4 separate regions of the Mus musculus genome follow, and regions 2, 3 and 4 are each linked to region 1. The links are chromatin loops, found by intact Hi-C in ENCODE. Cell type or tissue: left cerebral cortex. All regions are shown on one strand.

Region 1 (5,000 bases):
CAGGCTGAGAGGCTGCAAACAGGCAGTTTGGAAGACTAGGCCTACGTTTCTGTTTCCCAGGACCAAGAACGTGGATTCAGGAACCTGTGGCCAGCCAGCCACAGCTTTGGTCAGCCAATACGAGTATACTACATCATCTGGCCTGGAGCAAGGATAGGTAGCCAGAATGAGTAAGGAACCATCCTGGGAAGTCTCCAGAGCCCTAACCAATCAGACCCTTATAGACAGAGCTGATCAGTCAAGGTAAAAGGGAACACACCCCTCCCTGGAATTCCCCTAACTGACAGTAAAAGCTGGGCCTTTGAGTCCACCGGGGGTCTCCATTCTTAAATGAGGAGACCCCTGCATGCAGGAATTTCTGCTGAATTTCTGCTTTTTGCTGTTGCAAACTATTTGAGTCTGGGGTATCACTCTTTGGCAAATCATGGACCCTTACAGCCTGTTACTCCTTAAGTTAGGTCATGAGTGAAAGTGATCTTTGTCCCTGTTTCTGTGTCTTACAGCTTGCTCGCTCTTATAAAACAAGTCACTACATTGTAAGCTGCCTGCATAGAACTCAAATGACCTTCAGTGGAGGTGGCCTCCAGACCACAGCTATCTAGAATACCTAACATCCTGTCAAAAACCAGGTCAGCGATTATGACCAAGCCAATCCTGCTGCACTCCAGCCAGAGCACAGCTAACACTTCTGCTGCTGTCACATGAGCTTTGGGAGGGAAGCTGAGGCAGGAAGGGTCCAGCTAGCTTACCCTCTTTTTAGCATTCTGGTCCTCAGAAATTGGAAGATAATAAATATTTTAAACTGTGAGGTTTTAGTTATATAAATTATGGAGATGGGTAAGCATTAATGTTAAGAGTGAAACATTGGTGATAAGAAAATGTAAAGAGGTGGGTGTGGTGCACACGCCTTTAATGTCAGCACTGGGGAGGCAGAGGCAGGCAAATCTCTGACTTGAGGTCAGTCTGGTCTACAGAGTTCCAGGGCAGCAGAGTGAAACCCTGTCTCAAAAAACAAAAAAGAAACAAACCGGGAAAAAAAAAAAAAAAACTGCAAAGAAATGATGAAAGTTTAAGTTGGGTTAGTGGCTGGCTTGGAGGAGGCTCTAGATGCCTTTGTGAAGGTTATGCAGGTGCTTGCCTTGAGATTGCTTCATCTTTGTGAACTGTTTGGCCTGTGTGGTGTTTTAAAACCAAAACTTAAAAAGAAAAGTCTGCCATGTGTGGTTGCACTCACCTTTAAGCTGGAGGCAGAGTCAAGCCCAAGGCCAAGTTGGTCTACCACAGTGCGTTCCAGGGTTGCAGGGGCTATGTAGAGAGTTCCAGTCCCAAACAACAAAGAAACAATCAACAACAACAACATCTCTAAAAATTAAATATAAGCCTATTGTGTAAAACAGGAATTTCATAAATGCAAAGAAGTAGACGCTGTTCTGAGATAATTACATGGCTATTTTATATTAGCATACATTTCAGTGTATTTTTTAAGTTTATGATTATTTAATAATTTTTCAGTTTTCTCAAACTATGTATATTTTGAAATTTTCAAACATGCATACAATGTATTTTGATCTCACTACCCCATCTAAATCTTCTCAGAAACGCCCTCCCCATACATGTGCCTTTCATCTTCATGATTTAAAAAATCATTTTTTTAAATTTCTTTAATCTTTGATCTAATTTGTTCCCTATATACACGTGGTTGTGGGTCATACGCTAGTGGCCCCTCCCATTCAACAAAATGTGACTCTCCCCAGCACTCAATCATCAGCTGGGGCTGCAGCCTCTGTAGCCTCTTTCCCCCTCTGCGCTGGTATTTTTAAGCGCTTTGATCTTGCGCGGGTAACCACAGCTGCAGAGCATCCACGCTGTGGCCATTAGGCAGTGTTTCACAGCAGCCCCTCCCCCCACCTTAGCATCTCTTCTTACATTCTTTTTCATTGTTCTAACAAGATGTTTCCTCAGCTTGGAGGAAGGGGAGCTAGTAATCCTAAAGACTGGTAAATTGATAGTAAATGAAAGCATGATTAGAAAATGGAATTTGCAAGATGCTAGCCACTCTTAGTAGATCCTCCAAAATACATGTGAAAATACAGCCTATGTTTCATTATGTACAAAGTATCTAAGCAGTAATGATTCCAGTCTGGTATGATGGTTCTCGTGTGTGTACGCGCTCTGATCTTTCATTTTTCAGTGCTCGTAGTCATGTTGATTTCTAAAAGAGGGACTTAATGAAAATGCCAAAAATGAAACTAAAGTAATAGAGTGAGGGAAAGAACGGACTTCAGCTTCATCTGGGTCTCCTTTCCTTGCCCTTCTTTCTCTTCTCTCTGTTCTCACCTCGATTTTTTAGTTTTTCTTACGGTGGTCAGGAACGAATTCACCAGGAGAAAGTGCATTAAAACAATCATCCAGACACTTCGCTCACAGGTGACACCAAGCGAAACACAATGGTTAAAAGCCAAACAGAGCATAGTAAGACTTAATATGCTGAAACCACGCTGATAGAAGCAAATGAGAATTGGGTTCATAGTTAAATGTAAAATCTCTGACTAGACTTGAATTTACAATTACGTATAGATCTTCATTCTTAAATAAAAGACCCAGACCGACGAGGATGGGATTCGAACCCACGCGTGCAGAGCACAATGGATTAGCAGTCCATCGCCTTAACCACTCGGCCACCTCGTCAGAGCATGCAGAAGGAGCCACGTGGCTCGGTCAGAGTTTAGAGGCGCCGGGCCACAAGGTAGTGCTCACTGGGAGCAGTCGTGGACATATGGCTTGTGCGTAGAGGAATGACCTAGAAAGGAAGAAAATGTGAGGGGCGAAAAACCCCAACAACAAAAAACAACAACAAAAGGAACTGGGATGTGCGTGCTTTCGCTGCATTCAGAAAAGTCGTGATCTGGACGGGAACATCCGGAAGGAGCATCCTGGGCGGTCCCTCCGAGTAGAGGTCGGAGGATGTGGCGGTGCAGAAGACGGTGGTGGGCGTGGCTAGGCGGGCGAGACAGAGGTGGGCCATGCCTCGCTGCCCGCAGCGCCCCCTGGAGCCCGTGACCTGTGCGGATTTCCACCCCGGTGACTCGCCGCAGATCTCCGGGGAGCTAGTTCCTGGAAAAGTGGTCGCTGGATTAGAGTAGACAGTACTCAGAATCCGCTGTTTTCTTCTTATTAGGACTTGATCCCTGGCGTCTTTTCCCAGGCCGTCGGCACGGAGAGACCTTGATTTCTGGCTTGTCTATCCCGCATTTGATTTTCAAAGGAACGTGGTGCTTGAGAAAGCACGGGCACACATAAGCACACACAGGCACACATGCACGCGCGCGTGAAGAGAGGAACAGGCAGAGGAGGGAGACAAGGAGGATTCTGGAAGGAAAGAGGTGGATATTACAAGTTAAGACGTTTTTGTTTGTGATAGGAAATGGATAATGAATAGAATAGAGATAATGGATAGAAATTACTGACTAATCCAAACCATAAATGTTCCTTTGAAAATGAGTTAAAAGCAAAACGTTGTTTTGCATTGCTTTTTGTGTTGTAGAGACAGGGGTGTAGCCTGTACTGAACTCAAACTGGTGACAGCCCTCGTGCTTCAGGCTTCCCAGTGCTGGAGCCACAGACCTTCCTGCGTGTTTCCTCCCTCCCTCCCTCCCTCCCTCCCTCCCTCCCTCCCTTCCTTTTTAATATTTATTTATATTTACTTATTCATTTATTTGTTTATTTTTGTGAGTGTAAATGCGGGGGTATAAAAAAATGAAAAAAGGGGCGTGGGATCTTCTGGAGCTAGAGTTGTGTCACATGACACGGGTGCTGGGAACTGCACTCGGGTCCTATGGAAAAGCAAGAAGGCTCTTAACCACACAGAATCTTTTCTCTAACATCGGAAAGCAAGGTTTTTAAGGGAGAGATTTCAGAGGAAAGTACCAAAGGTGACCAGGGAGTTACATTCATGGGTCAGATGAGGAAGTTAGTAGCTGATCACCCCATGCTTAAACTGAAAATGGAAGGGACAGGTCAGAGGGATGTCTCACAGGGTCCTGGCAAATCAGTCACTGCTGAACATCAGGGGTGGGGTGAGGGGAGTGGGGTGAACAGGTGCTAACTGTGTTCAGTTAGGATTCTCTTCCTTAAGGGTGCACTAATATCTTTGTGCTTGTTTTTGTGAATTCAAGAGTCACAAAGAATAGTTATTTTCTTTTTCCATGAAGAGCCTTTACGTTGCGGCTTTGTGGCATGACCCCTTGGTTCCAACAGTCCTGCCTCAGCTCTGCAGCTTCCCATGGTCTTGGTCTCGGGGCTCAGTCTTACTGTTTTGTTTTGTACCAAGAAGAACCTATCCTTTACTCTCTTCCAACAAGTAATTTTCTTCGTGGAGCAGTCGTGACCTTTCTTCCTTTATCTTAGCAGAATCCTTTTCTTATACTTTACTTCTCACTTTAAATGTACATTTAAAAGTTCTGAGCAGAGCTAATTGCACGTTCTAAAGTTTCAGTTGCTTCAAAATATATGTAAGTGGTCTTCTTTTCCTTTAGTAGTGGCAAAGATTTTCACTACTTGGAGTTAAAATAATTTATTAATTTATAGACAGGGTCTTTTCTGGCCTGCAACTTGTGAGCTGGGATTACAGGCATTTGCTCCCATTTCTGTGTTGTTGTTTTTTTTTCCAAGACAGGGTTTCTCTGTGTAGCCCTGGCTGTCTTGGAACTCACTCTGCCCAAGTGCTGGGATTAAAGGTGTGCGCCACCACTGCCCGGCTTCTGTGTTTGTTTTTGTATGTGAGGCTGCACTTATGTTTGCATGCAAGACGAGACTAGAGGACAACTTTAGTGTCGTTTCTTAGAAACCGTCCACCTTTCTCCTAGAGACAGGGTTTCACTGGGACTTGGAGCTTTCCAAGCAGGCTAGGTCGCAGTGATTAGATCCACCTGTCTCTTCCTCCCCCGCACTGGGATTACAGGCACATGTATGCTCGACAAAAACAAAACAAAGCAGCAGCA
Region 2 (5,000 bases), 1.2 Mb after region 1:
ACTGGGATCTACCTCTAGCAGTACTGCTGCACTCAAATCTTCTAAACCGTCAAGCTGTGAATACTATATGTTACCTTCTTCTCATCTGTGAGATAAATCATTTAACGTAATAAGCAAGAAAGATGTTGATGAACTAGCATTAACATAATCATTTTAATGTTTTACATTTTATTAGCATATGGTATCCATACAAGAAAGTGGGTATGTATACACATATACATAGCTTGAAAACCAAGAAGTGCAAGACCACACCTAGAAAACAAAGACTGAGTAATGTATGAGTCCCTCATTGATCCATTCCACCTGCCTTTCCAACCACTTTTCCTATCTCCATTCTCCTTCCTCAGTCCAGCCCACACCGTGGGTCTATCACATGGACTGCCTTCCTCAGGGGTAGCTCCTCCTGTTTAACAGTAATTGTTGATGTTTTTACCCTGGTGTTATCAGTATGAAGACCCAACATTATCTTTGACACTTTAGTGTTTCAGTCTGGTAAATAAATGTTCACGAACTCTTTGAGTGAGTTGCTGTGAGGAGAGGTTTTATAAAAAATCTTAAGTAATACACTTTCTGCACTCCACTACCTGTGATGTTTGCTTTGACAACCAGTTTGGAGAGTGTCATCTACTTGTGACAGTGATAAGGAGCATCAGGAAGGTCTTGATCCAAACAGTCACAAAGGTAATAAAAGTCAGATTTACATCTTCATCTGGGACTCTGTAAGCCTACTCGTCCACATCAAGCCTCTTCTACAGGAACAATGGTAAGAACAGAGTGAAAGTCAGCTAGTCTGTGGTGGTTGTTCTGTGTGACTAGAGCCCAATAATGAAACATTGATAAAAACAAGTGTTGACTGGACTTTGTACAAACCTCTAATCTCAGTACTTGGGAGTCAGGCACATCTCTGTGAGTTCAAGGCCAACCTGGTCTACATAGATAGTTCCAGGACAGACAGGGCTACATGTTAAGACCCTGTCTCAAAAACAATAAGGAAAAGAAAGGAGAAAGAGAAGGAAGATGAGGAGAAGGAAGAGGAAAAAGAAGAAGAGGAAGAAGGAGGAGGGAGGAGGAGGGAGGAGGAGGGGGGAGGAGGAGGAGGAGGAGGAGGAGGAGGGAAATGTTATTGAACATGCTTCAAAATAAGACTGGGAAGCTATTTTGTAGACAAACTACCAATTTCCAAAGTTGGGTGTTTAAGGCTCCTGCCCTGTCCTGTGGAACAAATTGAGCCTGCTACTTCAACTGGCTTAAGAACTCTGTACTTTGTGTTTCTAGGATATTTCAGGTTCAGAAAGTACCTTGTGACTTCATTACTAGATGTAAGAGCTGTGGTGTGCAGTTACAGCCAAAGCTAGCTAACTCCTTGTAATGCAGTGTGTAGTCATGTGCAGTTAAGGTCATTTACCCATACTTACTGGATCTCAGTTAACAATATGGGTTATGGATTAGTTTATGTGATGGCTATCCCGGGAAATTAGTTACAGCCTAATGCAGGTTAAATATAAGGAAGAGTGCTCTCATTTTTAAAAATGATCTTTAACAAAAAAAAAATTTGTGTATGGGTGATTATCCTCATGTATGTCTGTGCACAGTGGGCTTTACATCCTGATGCTGACAGTTGTGAACTGATGTGTGAGCGTTAGGAGCCCAGGTCATCAGGAGGAGCATAAATCCCAATGTCATCAGGAGACGCTGCAGTAACCACTGTCACTTCTGTCTCCAGATTTGTGGGTGTGATAATAAAACTACTTTGTTTAAGCCATTGGTTGCTGAAAGATTCCTAGGCTACCTCTCTCATAACTCAGTATTGGAACCTTATGTCCCAATCCTCTGATCTAACTGATCAAAAGTTTGAGTCAGTGACAGGCTGTCAGAGTGCCGAAGGTTAGTGAGACACAACCACACACACACACACACAGTATTGTTCTGGACATTCTTTTGAGGACTGCTTCTTTATGGACTGGAGCCAGCCCTGCTTGGCTGTCAATATGTTTATTCTTAATTGACATTTGCCCAGCACCAACTCTAACCCCAAAGATAATCAGCCACTTAAAATGGAAAGAAAATTCTAAAGGTAAAAAGTCAAAATGCAAGTTGTGTGCCAAGCAGCAGGACAGTCAGAGCCTTCCTTGAGAAATGAAAACACAACTGTATCGTGTAGTCACCCACTGCGCTTCCATTTCAACACCCAGCTTGGAATAGCATAAGATCAGATGCCTGTGCACAACCCAGGCCATGAGTTAGTCTTTTCCCTGATGCTGACATTGCTTCAGGCCTTCCCTCCTGCAAGCAGACGTTGATGTAATGTCAATTACTGTAGACACCGAGGGTGCTGCTCCGAGGAATGAACCAGGAAGAAGAGACACAGCTGAGCAGGCAGAATGAGAAGCACCACAGTTGAAATGTTTGCTATCCATCCTCAAAAACAGAAGAGAGCTGGTGTGGCTGAGGTGTGAGAAAAGAAGATGCTTACATCATTTTGATGGGATATAAATAATTACAGTCATTAAAAGTACAAGCATGACAATTCCTTTAGAAATTTAGCAATAGGGAACATTACCAAAGTCATGGGCTCATACTTGCTCTGTTCATGGTAGTGAATCCTCATCTTATGGGCGACTCACACCTTCACATTCAGAGCAGGATAACTCTTAATAAGCAAGATACAAAATCAAGCTACCGTTCATCAGTGGACAAATGAAAACACAGCAGACACACATGGGATGTTAGCTTCTCCGCCCTTTCTAAAAAGGCTTTGTCACTTGCAATCACTGGCACGAAGAAGCTGAGGACACGGTGTTAAGTGAGGTAGACCAGCCACAGAGGGACAAATTCCACCGGACTTCGCTTACAGTGTGCAATCTTTGTATTCGATTGGCAATAGCAGAGAACAGTGGGATCACCAAGTCCTAGGGATGGAGGGGGACAGCCACGGTAGTTACATTGACTTAGCTACCCTGTGATACATACATATACAAAGAATGCCATCAAACCATTTACTAAGAAACCTTGGAATCTATGTGTAGAAAGTGGGAAGAAAACCCTCTTGAGGGTGTTTCCGTAGTGTAGTGGTCATCACGCTCGCCTAACACGCGAGAGGTCCCCGGTTCGAAACCGGGCGGAAACATTACTTTTTTTCGAACTCTCAGTTTCACTCTCTACACTTTTGAGAAGTTAGAAGATAGTAGTCTCCGTCCTATGTTTTTAGCATTAAAAGACATGGTAACTTGTATGGAGAAGAAAAACAAAACAGTGGAGGCACTTGGCATAAATGAAAGTCCAAGAAGACTGTACTGTAACTCGGGGGATTAGCTCAAATGGTAGAGCGCTCGCTTAGCATGCGAGAGGTAGTGGGATCGATGCCCACATCCTCCAGTTTTTATGTTAACTAGATTTAGGACTGAAAATTACACTTTGCTCTCACACTCTAAACAAAAGGTTCATCACACACTCACTTGCCAGTTTCTCACACCCACATCGTGCACGCTCTAGTTTGTGTGTTTGACAGTTGTTTTTGAGCGTTTCTATTCCTTCACTCCACAGACACTGGTGCAGAATCTCTTCTGTTTAACCAGGTTTAGACTTTTCTTAAACCACTTAGTACTTGTAAGTTCTCTGCCCGCCTCTCTGGAATCTTTTCCTTGTCCATCTCTTTGCTCACTCGCCCGCGTTATTGGAGGGTTTTTGTGCTCTCACGGATCTGCACGGCCAACAGCATCGCATGGCCCAACCTCCTCTTGGCCTGAATGAAATGTGGCTTCCGTCCCACTAGTCTCAATTTTCCATTTCTAAACTCTACCTCCTGCCCGGGTTCTCTCAAAAGCTCTCCAGCGACTACAACATTCTCCTCGAGGTGTCTCCAGGTAATCAGGCTCTCCCAACCTCCTCTGTGTGTTTTACACGCATGCGATTCCCCTGTGATGCAGCGCTGCGTCTCAATGCGGGAATCCCTACTCCCGCGCTTCTTCCCGTGAACTCTTCCCTCCTCCGCTCCGCCCGAGGTGCATTTCTTATTCTTTCCCTGTGACAGGTTCTCGCTTCTCCTCTATCGTTTTAAATCTCTATTTTCGTTGCACTTCTCAAAGTTTTCTTAGTTAATGTGGATCTGTAACTTCGAGACTACACTTTAGCAAAGTTATAGTGTTTGACTTGGATTGTAAAATGAGAGAAAACGGTTCCGTTGTCGTTTCCGTAGTGTAGCGGTTATCACGCTCGCCTCACACTCGAGCCTCAGAAGACAGTACATGTATATGTAGGTAGCCCTGCCTCTAACTGGGAAAGGTCCCACCTGATATTCCTATTCTAAGATACAACCATTGAACCCATCAATGACACCTCTGCCAGAGCGGCTAGAGCTGGACCCTTTTGAATTGATTTGTAGTATGTGGACTATTTAATCCTGGGCGGTCCCCGTAGACGGTCTGGATTCCGGACTAGTTTTCTTCTGCTCCAGAATCTCCAGAGAGTTGAGACGGGACAGTTCCTTTCGGGAAGAAAGAAGCAGCAGGCGGCCTTGCTAGCAGAAGACTAGTCCTAGTTAGTAAAGCCTCGGACAGCAGACTAGGGACTCAGGCTACAGCGGGGTGAGGGTGAGGAGAATAACTGCTGGCCTGCAAAGGAGAAGCTCCAGCTTCTAATTCAGAGACAGACTCGGCAGATTTGCCGCGACACCTCTGTCCCTCAGGTAAAGACTCTTCCAACCTATACAAGTAAGACAGCAGCAGTGTCGGGACACGCGGCTCATTTGCGGGCTTCTCTGCCTGCTGAAGTGCTGAAACACACGCAGCTCAGTCTCAACAATTTGCTCACTTGCCTCCAGAAGCTGTAACGGCAAGAACATACTCAGTTGTTCTTTCTCTGCGGGAGAATTTCCTCCTACAGCCTGGGCCTAAATACCAGCCTGGTCTGGAATGCCCTGGCAGAGTTCCAGGGGATAGAACCCAGCTCTGGGACAGGAAACCATTACCAGGAGCCCAGTCTAAATCAAGGCTGTGGAGGTT
Region 3 (5,000 bases), 1.2 Mb after region 1:
TTTACCTCTTGGCTTACCTCTGCTTTTTCTTACTTTAAGGAATGGGTGGGAGTGATTTTGTTTGGTGCTGCCATATGCTGTGGACTGGTGTTCATGCTCTGATTGGTATGCAAATTCAGAACCCAACAAAAACGTGACAAGGTGATTATAACTCAGGCACTTTTAGCTATTGAAAACGGCTCCTCCCTTGAAATTTGGTTATCTATGCTCAAGAATTAGTCAGCATGAGATGGGATGAAAGAGACTCAACGATCATTGATCAGCCCTTGCTCATCAATAGAGTGATCATGATTTCCCCACTAATTCATTTTTTGGCTGGCCTCTTTTACAGAGTTCGCCCTAGGTCATTTAGCAGTTATTGTCACACAGCACTGCGGTATCCAGAGACGGGCAACTTTCCTCATGCACAGTCCAACCTAAGACATGGGGCCCGGTGGCAATAGGGTTACCCTATGACGGGTAAGGCTGTGACATTAGAGGAACAATCTAAAACAGGAGCCACGGCGGATGGGCATAATTGCACAGGCCTAGTCCAGCCTCATTTTATTAAAACAAACAGGGGGAGATGTGGGAAGCCACATGTGCCGTTGCTGAGTGGCACTGACTACTGCTGGCCACCACGCATAAGATTGGACAAACACCAATATGTACATATGCAGTAAAGTTTTTTGCCAAGACACTGCCTGGCCCAGGCATGATAATGAGGTTCTGTAAGGTACTGAGAGTATAACCAATCAGATGTGAGACATGCAAATGAGGTATGATAATGAGGTTCTGTAAGGTACTGAGAGAGAGTAGCCAATCAGATGAGGAACATGCAAATGAGGCTTAGTGCATAACCAATCTGGGTGTGAGACACGCCCCTCCTAGGCCTATAAAAGCAGCACCAGTTCTGGGCTCGGGGTCTTTTCGCCTCTACGATCAAGCTCTCCCAATAAACGTGTGCAGAAGGATCCTGTTGCAGCGTCGTTCTTCCTGGCCAGGCGAGCGCGCGCAAGATACATTGTTTTTCTATGCTGGTTGTTCCAAATCAGATTAAGACAGATAATGGAACTGGCTATTGCAGACAAGCATTTGAGATGTTTTGTTGACAATTTAATGTTACCCATATTACTGTGATTGCTTATAATCCTCAAGGACAAGGTTTTGTGGAACAGACCCATGGAACTTTAAAACAATATCTTCCTAGAAAAAAAAGAGGGGCGATTATATTCCCATACACCACAAAATTATTTAAATCATACTCCTTTTTCTAAAAAATTTGGCCGGTTGTGGTGGCACATGCCAGTAGGATTTGCTGAAGGAGGCAGAGCAGGAGGATCACAAGTTCGAGGCCAGCCTGGGCTACACATTTGCCGGGCGGTGGTGGCGCACACCTTTGATCCCAGCACTTGGGAGGCAGAGGCAGGCGGATTTCTGAGTTCGAGGCCAGCCTGGTCTACAACGTGAGTTCCTGAACAGCCAGGGCTATACAGAGAAACCCTGTCTCAAAAAAAAAAAAATGGATGCCAAGGAACTCGTTTGAGTGTCTATGGCATCCTATAACTAGGCATATTTATGCCTAGGTGAAATGGAAGGACCTATTTACTGGCATATGGCATGACCTGATCAAGTATTAATACGGGGAAGAGTGAGACCCTGATCTGAAGTGGGGGTGGATACAGGAAAAATGCACACCTATCTATGGGAAGGAGAAAGAGGAGAGCAGGAAAGGACAACGGTAAAAAGGAAATCCATATGCATCCAGCCACAAAAATGAACTTTATGTGATTTATAAAATGATGCTGGTTTTAAATTTTACTCATATGCATGGAAGGACATATAGCTATTTTATTTTTTCCTTTAAAGAAACACAGGACACAAAGTCTCACAAGTAGGAACGGACTGGCTTCAGAGTTGCAGTCCTCTTGCCTCTGCCTCCCAAGTGCTGGAATACAGAGGTAAACAGTCCTGCTCATCCATAAAGTGTAATTTTAATAAACAGATGAGCAAAGCCAGAGTAAAGGGGCAAAAGTGCAGAGAAGCATTTCTAATATAATGTCAACAGCTCCTCGCAAACCACTGCTCCCCTATGCAGCAGTGCACTGGACCCACTATCACTGGCACTGCTCCTTTTACCCAGGCCGGGGAGGGAGAGGACACATGGCCCCAAATGACCTTTGGACCACAGTGTGTGTGTGCATTTATTCTCTGCAGTCTCCAATAGTATCTGAGTATTTTACCTGTCTCCTCAGCGTGGACCAGGCTGTCACCATCAGTCCCAGGACAACCCTGTGGAGAAAGCTCAAGCCACAGACATTATGGCAAGTTCTTTTATATCTTTAATTTTCTGTCAAGTTCCAACTAGCTTTGCTACAACAGCATGAACAGATCTGGAATTAAAGTGGATATTGTTATATGCTGTCCTCCAAATATAATTAAATGGTTCTCTCTCTCTCTCTCTCTCTCTCTCTCTCTCTCTCTCTCTCTCTCTCTCTCTCTCTCTCTCTCTCTCCTCTCTCTCTCTTCACCCCCACAGTTTCATAGGTGGAGCAATGGTCTGTGGCTGTGTATATAAATGTCACAAGTGCTCCCTCTAACGTCCCAGATTCGTTGTTGTAAGCAGTTCCTGTCCAGAAATCAGAGCAACCAGACTGTTCTCCTTTAGTATAACCTGTTCCTTTTTCATTGGTAGATTTTTGGGGAGGGGCTAGACTTTTTTTTTTTTTTTTACTGGGTAGATTTTATTCTCTCCTTGTACAAAGGCTCCATGGTGGCACATGACTCCATGATGCCAATCATAGAAGCAGTTCTGAGGATGGTAAACTGCTCACCTCCTGTTTATCCCGATCTGCAGAGATGACCTGTTATTAACTGTCGGAGTGCACATTAATGGAAGGCGTTGCATTCTACCCTCATTCTGCCTGAACTAAAGGTATATATGCAACAGGGATTGTTTTACTCCAGTAATTAAAATAAAATAAAATAAAATAAACCGGATTTTGCTATGTACCTGGAGCTGATCTAGAAGCTAGGAGAATTCTCAAATGCTAGAGAGGGACAACTACAGCATGCTTTGTCCTAGAGTTCTTTTGTTGTTGTTGCCCCCCCCCACACACACACACACACACACACAGGGTTTCTCTGTGTAGCCCTGGAACTCACTTTGTAGACCAGGCTGGCCTCGAACTCAGATATCCGCATGGCTCTGCCTCCGAGTGCTGGAATTAAAGGCGTGTGCCACCACGCCCGGCTGTCCTAGAGTTCTAATGTATCACAACATTTAAAAGCATATGAATAGATTTACAAAAGAGGAAAAGCAGCCCGTTACAGACAATCTAAAACTAGTTCGAGATTCCCAGGAAGCTGAACACAGATTCTCTCTCCATCTTTCCATTCCACCACCGCTGTCATGTGACTTTTCGTTTGCGCTGGGGGAAAAAAACAATAAACAATAAACAAAAATCAAAACAAAACAAAGCAAAAGAGAAGCTGAACCTGCTATCGTAATCCTACTGTATTTTCCCCCAAACCAAAGCATGGGAGCAAGACAGGGAAGGCGGTGGTCCGTTGAAATCATTAGTCTTTCTGGATTCTAAAAATAGCCGAAGCTGCCACCATAATCCTACTATATTTTTCCCTAAGCCAGCGCATGATAGGAAGACAGGGAAGGCAGCTGTCTAACGCAATCAGTAGTCATGTGATTCTAAGAATAATTAAATGCTGATTCTAAAATTAATTCGTAACTGCTGATTGGGCTCCTGACGGCTCTATGAAAACAATGCTCCAGGTGAGGCTCGAACTCACAACCTCGGCATCGCTCTCGCGCACACACTGTTGTATAAGTACCGCGCGCTAACCGATTGCGCCACTGGAGCATCCGTAGGACACTCCTGGTCACTCGTTACACGGCCTACGTAGAACATCCACCGTTCGCTATACTGTGGTGTGGGTGCATACCCAGCTATGCATCCAGTTGCAAGTCCTTTGATACCCGCACCAAGCGGCTATTACAGCCCTGGCGACCCGGTATGAGGCAGCAATCTGCGCGGTCCCAAAGCCTTTCCCCTCCCCTCCACCTTGGCGTGAAAGGATGCTCCCTGGGAAGATGCGCAGCCCTGGCAAACCGGATTGCTCAAAGATGCGGTTTTTTCCTTCTGCCCTGATCTGGTCTAACACATGCTAGAGAAACCGAGGAACTTGGTTCCAGAGCCATTAACTGATAATAATCACAGCAGCAGTGAGTTCATGCCTGCTGTAGTTCTCCTATTGGGAAAACTGTTGTCACGCTGATTCTATGCGGTCTCTGGCCTTTCTGCTCCCTCTTCTTTCATGCTCCCTGAGCCTATAGGAGAAGTGTGTGTGATATAGCTGTGTTAAGACTTTTTAAATGGGATTGTTTTCTCCATCTGATAGATCACATTACTATAAAAACTCAAAGCGTTTCGTGTTCATTTTGTATCCTGAATGTTTATTAAAGTTGTTTGTTCTTACATCTTTGTGGTAGGTAGAGCCATCACAGATTTCTACCTGTTATCAGGAAACAGGCTTGTTTTTCTTTCTCTCTAAACCCAATTTGGATTCCTTTCATTTTTATTGCTAACTATTCTTGCTAGTGATAAACTGGGGGGGGGGGGGGGGGGAGGCTGTCAAGAATGGACATTCATCTTGTTTCAAGTCTTACAAGAAAATCCTTTAACATTTTTCCATTAGTTACGATGTTAGCTGTGCCTTTTCATGAATGGACTTTAATGTATTGAAATAATTTTCTTCTATTCTTTGTTATGACTTTATTTTAGTCATGAATGGATACTGAACCTTGTTAAATGACCTTTTTCAGCATCTATGGTCAAAGAATTTTGCTTTCATTCTGTTATTTTATCACATTGATTTGAGTATATTAAGCAAACTGTGCATCTTAGAGATAAGGGACACCTGATCAGTGTATATCTTTTTAACTTAGTCTGCTGTTACCTATTGATGATCTCATATCTACAGACTCATAAGGAATACATACAGAC
Region 4 (5,000 bases), 1.4 Mb after region 1:
GTGTGTGTGTGTGTGTGTGTGTGTGTGTGTGTCCCCAATTCTTATCACCCATCACCCACTGTCAGCCTGCTACACAAACAACTAATCAACCCTGGTGGGAAAAGGAGGTCTCCTTGCCCTCTCTGAGGTTGGACCTCAAGACAAGGTCAGGAGTTTGACCCACCAGCAGCTGCACAGAAATAGCCCTTCCTACCAGCAACTTCAAATTAGAAATGTTGAGTCTTAGTATCCAAGCACCCTGTATCCACCGGCAGCTTTAAAGAACAAAGCATCTCTTGGATTTTGCACCCTAGCAGCTACTGCTGCATCTGAAGGTAAGGTAAAAACATCTGCATTTCACATCCAGAACGATGGTGTCCACACCCCTCTGGGATTCATCTAAGTAAGACCCTCCGAGCTGAGGGACCAGGTTCACGTACAACTGCCCCGTGCCCCTCCCTTACCTCATGTTTCACTTCTCTGGCACACTCACTCTTCCCTCGGGAGGCTTACCTCTCTGCTCTCCAAGGAAGAAAAGTAGCAAGGAAAGGTTCTTCATTCACTTACTGAATGAGTGAATGAACTAGAAAATGGTCCTGAAGCTCAGTCTCTGGCCACAGCATTCTGCTGGATACTCTGTATCCTCTGCTTGCGTCTGAGTCTACATGACTAGAGACATTCCCCTTGTAATCATTCCACAAACTAAGGTTCTCAGGAACGATTTGTTGAGTTTATTCCATGTAGTTCAGTTGAGTTTTGGCAGTAAAAGGACTTGTACACATCTGCCCTTTCCACATGCAACAGAGGCTCAGGTAGATTGAGTGTTTTTCTCAGGGTCTCAGAGCTGGAAAGTGTCAAGGCCTGAACTGGGAAGCAGAGGTTGAGTATCAAATACTGAGCTCTTCCTCTGCCCCAACTCCCCTGTCTCTGCCTGGTCTGCACAGTAACTCACTCGTTAACACTCCAGATACCCAATCTCCCAACCTCCACAGCCTTGATTTAGACTGGGCTCCTGCTAATGGTTTCCTGCCCCAAGAGCTGGGCTCTATCATTGTGGGTCACTGCCAGGACAGTTCCAGACCAGAAAGGCATGTGAACCCAGGCTGCAGTAGAGCCAGGCAAGTACACCCGCGGCTTCATTTTCCAGCAGGGAACTACTGTCCACCATCTCATTTCAGATTCCACAACAGAAGAATGCTAATCCGGGTACTGGATATTCCAAGGGGAATGCCCCGCGTTAGAATGTCCACTCAAGACATCCTCGACTCGAGAGGGTCCACTCATGATGTTTCAAAAGACGAGGTGGAAGCGTCCTTGGTGGGTTCAATGGTTGTTTTCCAACCTGTCTAGGAATGTCACGAGGGAGCATTTTCAGTTAGAGCCTCTGGCAGGAGTCAGGACAGAGTGTAGGGCATACCACACTGCCTTAGGAAGGTAAAAACAAAAAGGAAAGGAAGGAGGGTAGAACACAGGCACTCGAAACCACCTGGAAGAGAATGCTGTAGACATTGGAGAGCTTTTGAGAGAACCCGGGCAGGTGCCTTAAACAGTCACAGCAAAGTGATTCTCGGTTTTTACACAGAGCTTAGAAATGGGAAACTGAGTCTAGTAAGAAGGGGGCCACGATCCACTCAGGCCCAGGAGAGGTTTGTGAACATGATGTTGGTGGTGGCAGTGCAGGGCTTTGGGAAGCACCCTTCCTGTGGGGCTCAGAACAACCTCCTACCCAAGTAGTAGAGTTGGCAAATGATGGACAAGGAAGGTTCCACAGAAGTTACAGCAGGCACAATGTGGAGGTTTAAGGGTGAAGGTCTACACCTGCACAGAAAAAGCTCTTACTCAACTTTGTAAATGCTTACAAACATTTGTTAGACGATCAGAACACTGAAAGCTGAATGGAAACCCAAAGCTTATACTTTTAGCATGACAGCAAAGAGTAACAACTTAGTCTAAAACAGACGTTTCTTCCATAGGAGCCAAAAGAAAACTTAGTAAGAATGACCAGAAGTTCAAAAGCTGTGGAGGATGTGGGCATCGATCCCACTACCTCTCGCATGCTAAGCGAGCGCTCTACCATTTGAGCTAATCCCCCCTCCATAGTAGATGGCTTCTTGTACTTTCTTTTATGGCTAGTAATTTCTGTCATTCAAACAATTTATTTGATATAGTTAGGATCCAAGAGCACACGATGGTAAAAGCTACAACCACAGCCGAAATTCATGTCTCCTAGTTGTAGGGAATGAGCTCAAGGTCTGAAACCACGAGAAAGTAAGAAAAACCAAAAAAAAAAAAAAAAATGTTCCCGCCCGGTTTCGAACCGGGGACCTCTCGCGTGTTAGGCGAGCGTGATGACCACTACACTACGGAAACACCCCAAGATTATATACTTTTCTATTTTCTACACATGCATTCAAAACGTGATTAGCAAATGGTTTTTTGTTTGTTTGTTTTGTTTTTGTTTTTTTTTTGCATATGTACGCATCGCAGAGTAGCTAAATCAAAGTAACTAAGGTAGCTCTCCATCCCTAACCCTTAGTAACCCCACTCTACCCCTCTAGTGCCAAGTGAACACTCAGATTGCACAGGACTTGTAAGTGAAGTCCTGTGGAATTTGTCCCTCTGTGGCTGGTCTACCTCACTTAACACCATGTCCTCAGCTTCTTCGTTCCAGTCATTGGAACAAAGTGACAGAACCTTTCTAGAAAGGGCAGAGTAGCTAACGTTCCATGTGTGTCTGCTGTGTTTTCATCTGTCCATTGATGAACAGCAGCTTGATTTTGGAACAATCCTGCTATAAATACAAACGTGTGACTGTTTCAGAAGACACAGCTCCGTTTTCATGAATGTTCGGAACACTTTGATTCCACTACTGTGGCCTCATGCCCAGTGGAGGGCAGCCTCTGTGGCTCTATTTTCAATTTCTAAAGAAATTGTCATGCTAGAGAACTAGCTGCTCTTTCAGAGGACCTGACTTTGAATTCTAGCACCACGGGAGAGCTCATAAGCGTGTTCAGCTCCACTACTAGGGCATCTACTGCCCTCTTCTGGCGTCTTCCGGACACTGCATGTAAATACCCATTCACGTAAGAATTATTAGCGTTTTCCTGTGGATCCGCTCGGCTTTTCCTGTCTTTGTGTCAACCAATGACACACAGAAACCCTTTATACCAGGGAGTCCCAGTGACCACACTGGGCTGAGACTCAGGAGCCCCTCCTCCCTTACCCCACCTACATCCCTGGGGCCTCCTGGTGGAGATCTAGGGTCCCTTAGCTCTTTGCCACAGCCCCTCTGAGCCTTTCCTCACAGCGCGTCTCTACTCCTGTGTCAACTATCGATCAGAAAAGCTTTCTACCGTGAACCTTCAGCAAGCACACTGAGTTGGGACATGTTAGGCAATTTTCACTCCTTCCTGCCCTCCATTCTGATCTCTCATCATTCAGACCTACTCTCTTAGTCCTGTAGCAGCCTGCCTGCGGGAGCCCCTCCTCCCACCCCACCTCTACCCTGTGGGAACCGGTGCAAACCCGGGCCCACTAGCTCTTTCCCACTGCCCCTCTGATTCTTTTCTCTTTCCTTTGTGTCACCCAGCAAGCTACAGGACCCCTCTCTACCAGGAACCCCACGGCCACCTCACTTGCCAAGGGCCCAGAGTGGGCGACGGCAACCAAAGAACAGGACACGCACCCAATAAAGACAGGAACAGATAACTTCACCAAGAAACACCTCAAGTATCATAACTTCTCTGCCACATGGACAGGCAAGACAATATGCCTTCCCGAGAAGCCAGTAACCCTATTGAAACAGGCCTTGAGAAATGCAATATATACAAAAAGCATAAGACAAGGGCTTTAAAATAGTAATCATGAATGTGTTTAAGGACCTTAACCTTTAAAAAGATAAGAAAAATGCTTAACTGAAGTGTAAAAACACAAACAGTTGGATGAATGTGGTAGTTTGAATGGAAGTGCCCTCTATAATCTCATAAGGAGCGGCACTGTTTGAAAGGATTAGGACGTGTGTCCCTGTTGGAGTAGGTGTGGCCTTATTGGAGTAGGTGTGTCCTTATTGGAGTAGGTGTGGCCTTATTGGAGAAACTGTGTCACTGAAGGGGCTTTGTGGTTTCAGAAGCTTAAGCCAGGTCCAGTGGCTCACTCTCTCTTTTTGCTGTGAACTGTAACCCAGCCACAACTAAATTATTTCCTTTTTAAGAGTTGCCATAACTACAGTATCTCTTCACAGAATAGAAACCCTAAGACAATAAAATGAGGAAAACATTTCAAGACAGGAAAATAGAAATAGAATCACTAAGAAAAACCTAAACTGGACTCAACCTGGAAATAAAAAACTTAGGATGTCAAACAGCAACCTCTGAGGTAAGCCTCATCAACAGATTACAAGATAATCAAGAGAGAATTTGAAGACAAGGTAGAATAAATGAATAGTTCAGTCAAAGAAAATGTTAAATAGTTTTTTAATCCAATTACAAAGCATCCAGAAAATCTGACTAAAGGCACAGAAAATAATTTTTAAAAAATCATATAAGAAAAATTTCCAAAACTAAAGAAGGAGGTACTTGTCCAAGTAGAAGAAACTTATAGACCACCAAATAGACAGGACCAGAAAAGAAACTTCCCAGAACACATAATATTCAAAACTTTAAATAAATAGAATGGAGAAACAATATTAAAAATTGCAAGGGAGAAAGATCAATGTTAAAAAGATGTGCAAATTAGTATAACACCTGACATGTCAATGGCCACTCTGAAAGTCAGCAGGGCCTGGACAGATATCTACAAACTCAGAGAGACAATATCCATGAAAACTGTCAATTGCAACCAACAAGGAAAGAAAAACATCTCATAACAAAACCAAATTTAAATAATTTTTATCTACCAATCCAGCTCTGCAGAAAACATTAGAAGGAAAACTTCACCCTGATGAGATTAGCCACATCCAAAAAGACTCAGGGAAAAAAAAAATCTCAGATCACCCCCCACACACACAACAGATAGCAGAAATC

The links. Peaks named below come from ENCODE experiments on the same cell type or tissue, not always from the same donor. Only the 100,000 strongest peaks of a DNase experiment are listed, where the experiment ranks them.
Region 2: a loop joins it to region 1, with 3 times the contacts of the local background. A loop is called at or near these places in 5 of 42 quality-filtered maps.
Region 3: a loop joins it to region 1, with 4 times the contacts of the local background. A loop is called at or near these places in 4 of 42 quality-filtered maps.
Region 4: it touches region 1 in a loop (2.9-fold over the local background); 21 of 42 quality-filtered maps call a loop at or near these places.

What each region holds. Positions count from the first base shown.
Region 1 is chr13:22,048,080-22,053,079 of GRCm38, forward strand. n-TSgct5 (a tRNA gene) reads right to left here and starts at 2,688; the gene lies at 2,607-2,688. In left cerebral cortex, a CTCF peak has its summit at 3,046 (motif pointing left); DNase peaks (open chromatin) are centred at 1,897, 2,716 and 2,982; H3K4me3 peaks cover 2,052 bases; H3K27ac peaks cover 1,467 bases.
Region 2 is chr13:23,282,347-23,287,346 of GRCm38, forward strand. The region is part of intron 1 of 4930557F10Rik (RIKEN cDNA 4930557F10 gene); the gene reads right to left. Gm40832 (a long non-coding RNA gene) reads right to left here and starts at 4,400. Exons shown (of 2, transcript XR_873169.1): 1 at 3,456-4,400; 2 at 1,977-2,445. n-TVaac4 (a tRNA gene) reads left to right here and starts at 3,055; the gene lies at 3,055-3,127. It overlaps n-TAagc10 (a tRNA gene), which reads left to right and starts at 3,303; the gene lies at 3,303-3,375. In left cerebral cortex, no CTCF peak of the experiment used is centred here; DNase peaks (open chromatin) are centred at 3,101, 3,277, 3,747, 3,918 and 1 more place; H3K4me3 peaks cover 2,010 bases.
Region 3 is chr13:23,266,660-23,271,659 of GRCm38, forward strand. It overlaps n-TIaat15 (a tRNA gene), which reads right to left and starts at 3,857; the gene lies at 3,762-3,857. It also overlaps the pseudogene Vmn1r-ps135. In left cerebral cortex, a CTCF peak has its summit at 2,583; DNase peaks (open chromatin) are centred at 2,587, 3,228 and 3,906; H3K4me3 peaks cover 1,172 bases; H3K27ac peaks cover 706 bases.
Region 4 is chr13:23,398,797-23,403,796 of GRCm38, forward strand. n-TAagc12 (a tRNA gene) reads right to left here and starts at 2,071; the gene lies at 1,999-2,071. It overlaps n-TVaac2 (a tRNA gene), which reads right to left and starts at 2,349; the gene lies at 2,277-2,349. In left cerebral cortex, a CTCF peak has its summit at 3,027 (motif pointing left); DNase peaks (open chromatin) are centred at 2,116 and 3,030; H3K4me3 peaks cover 1,423 bases.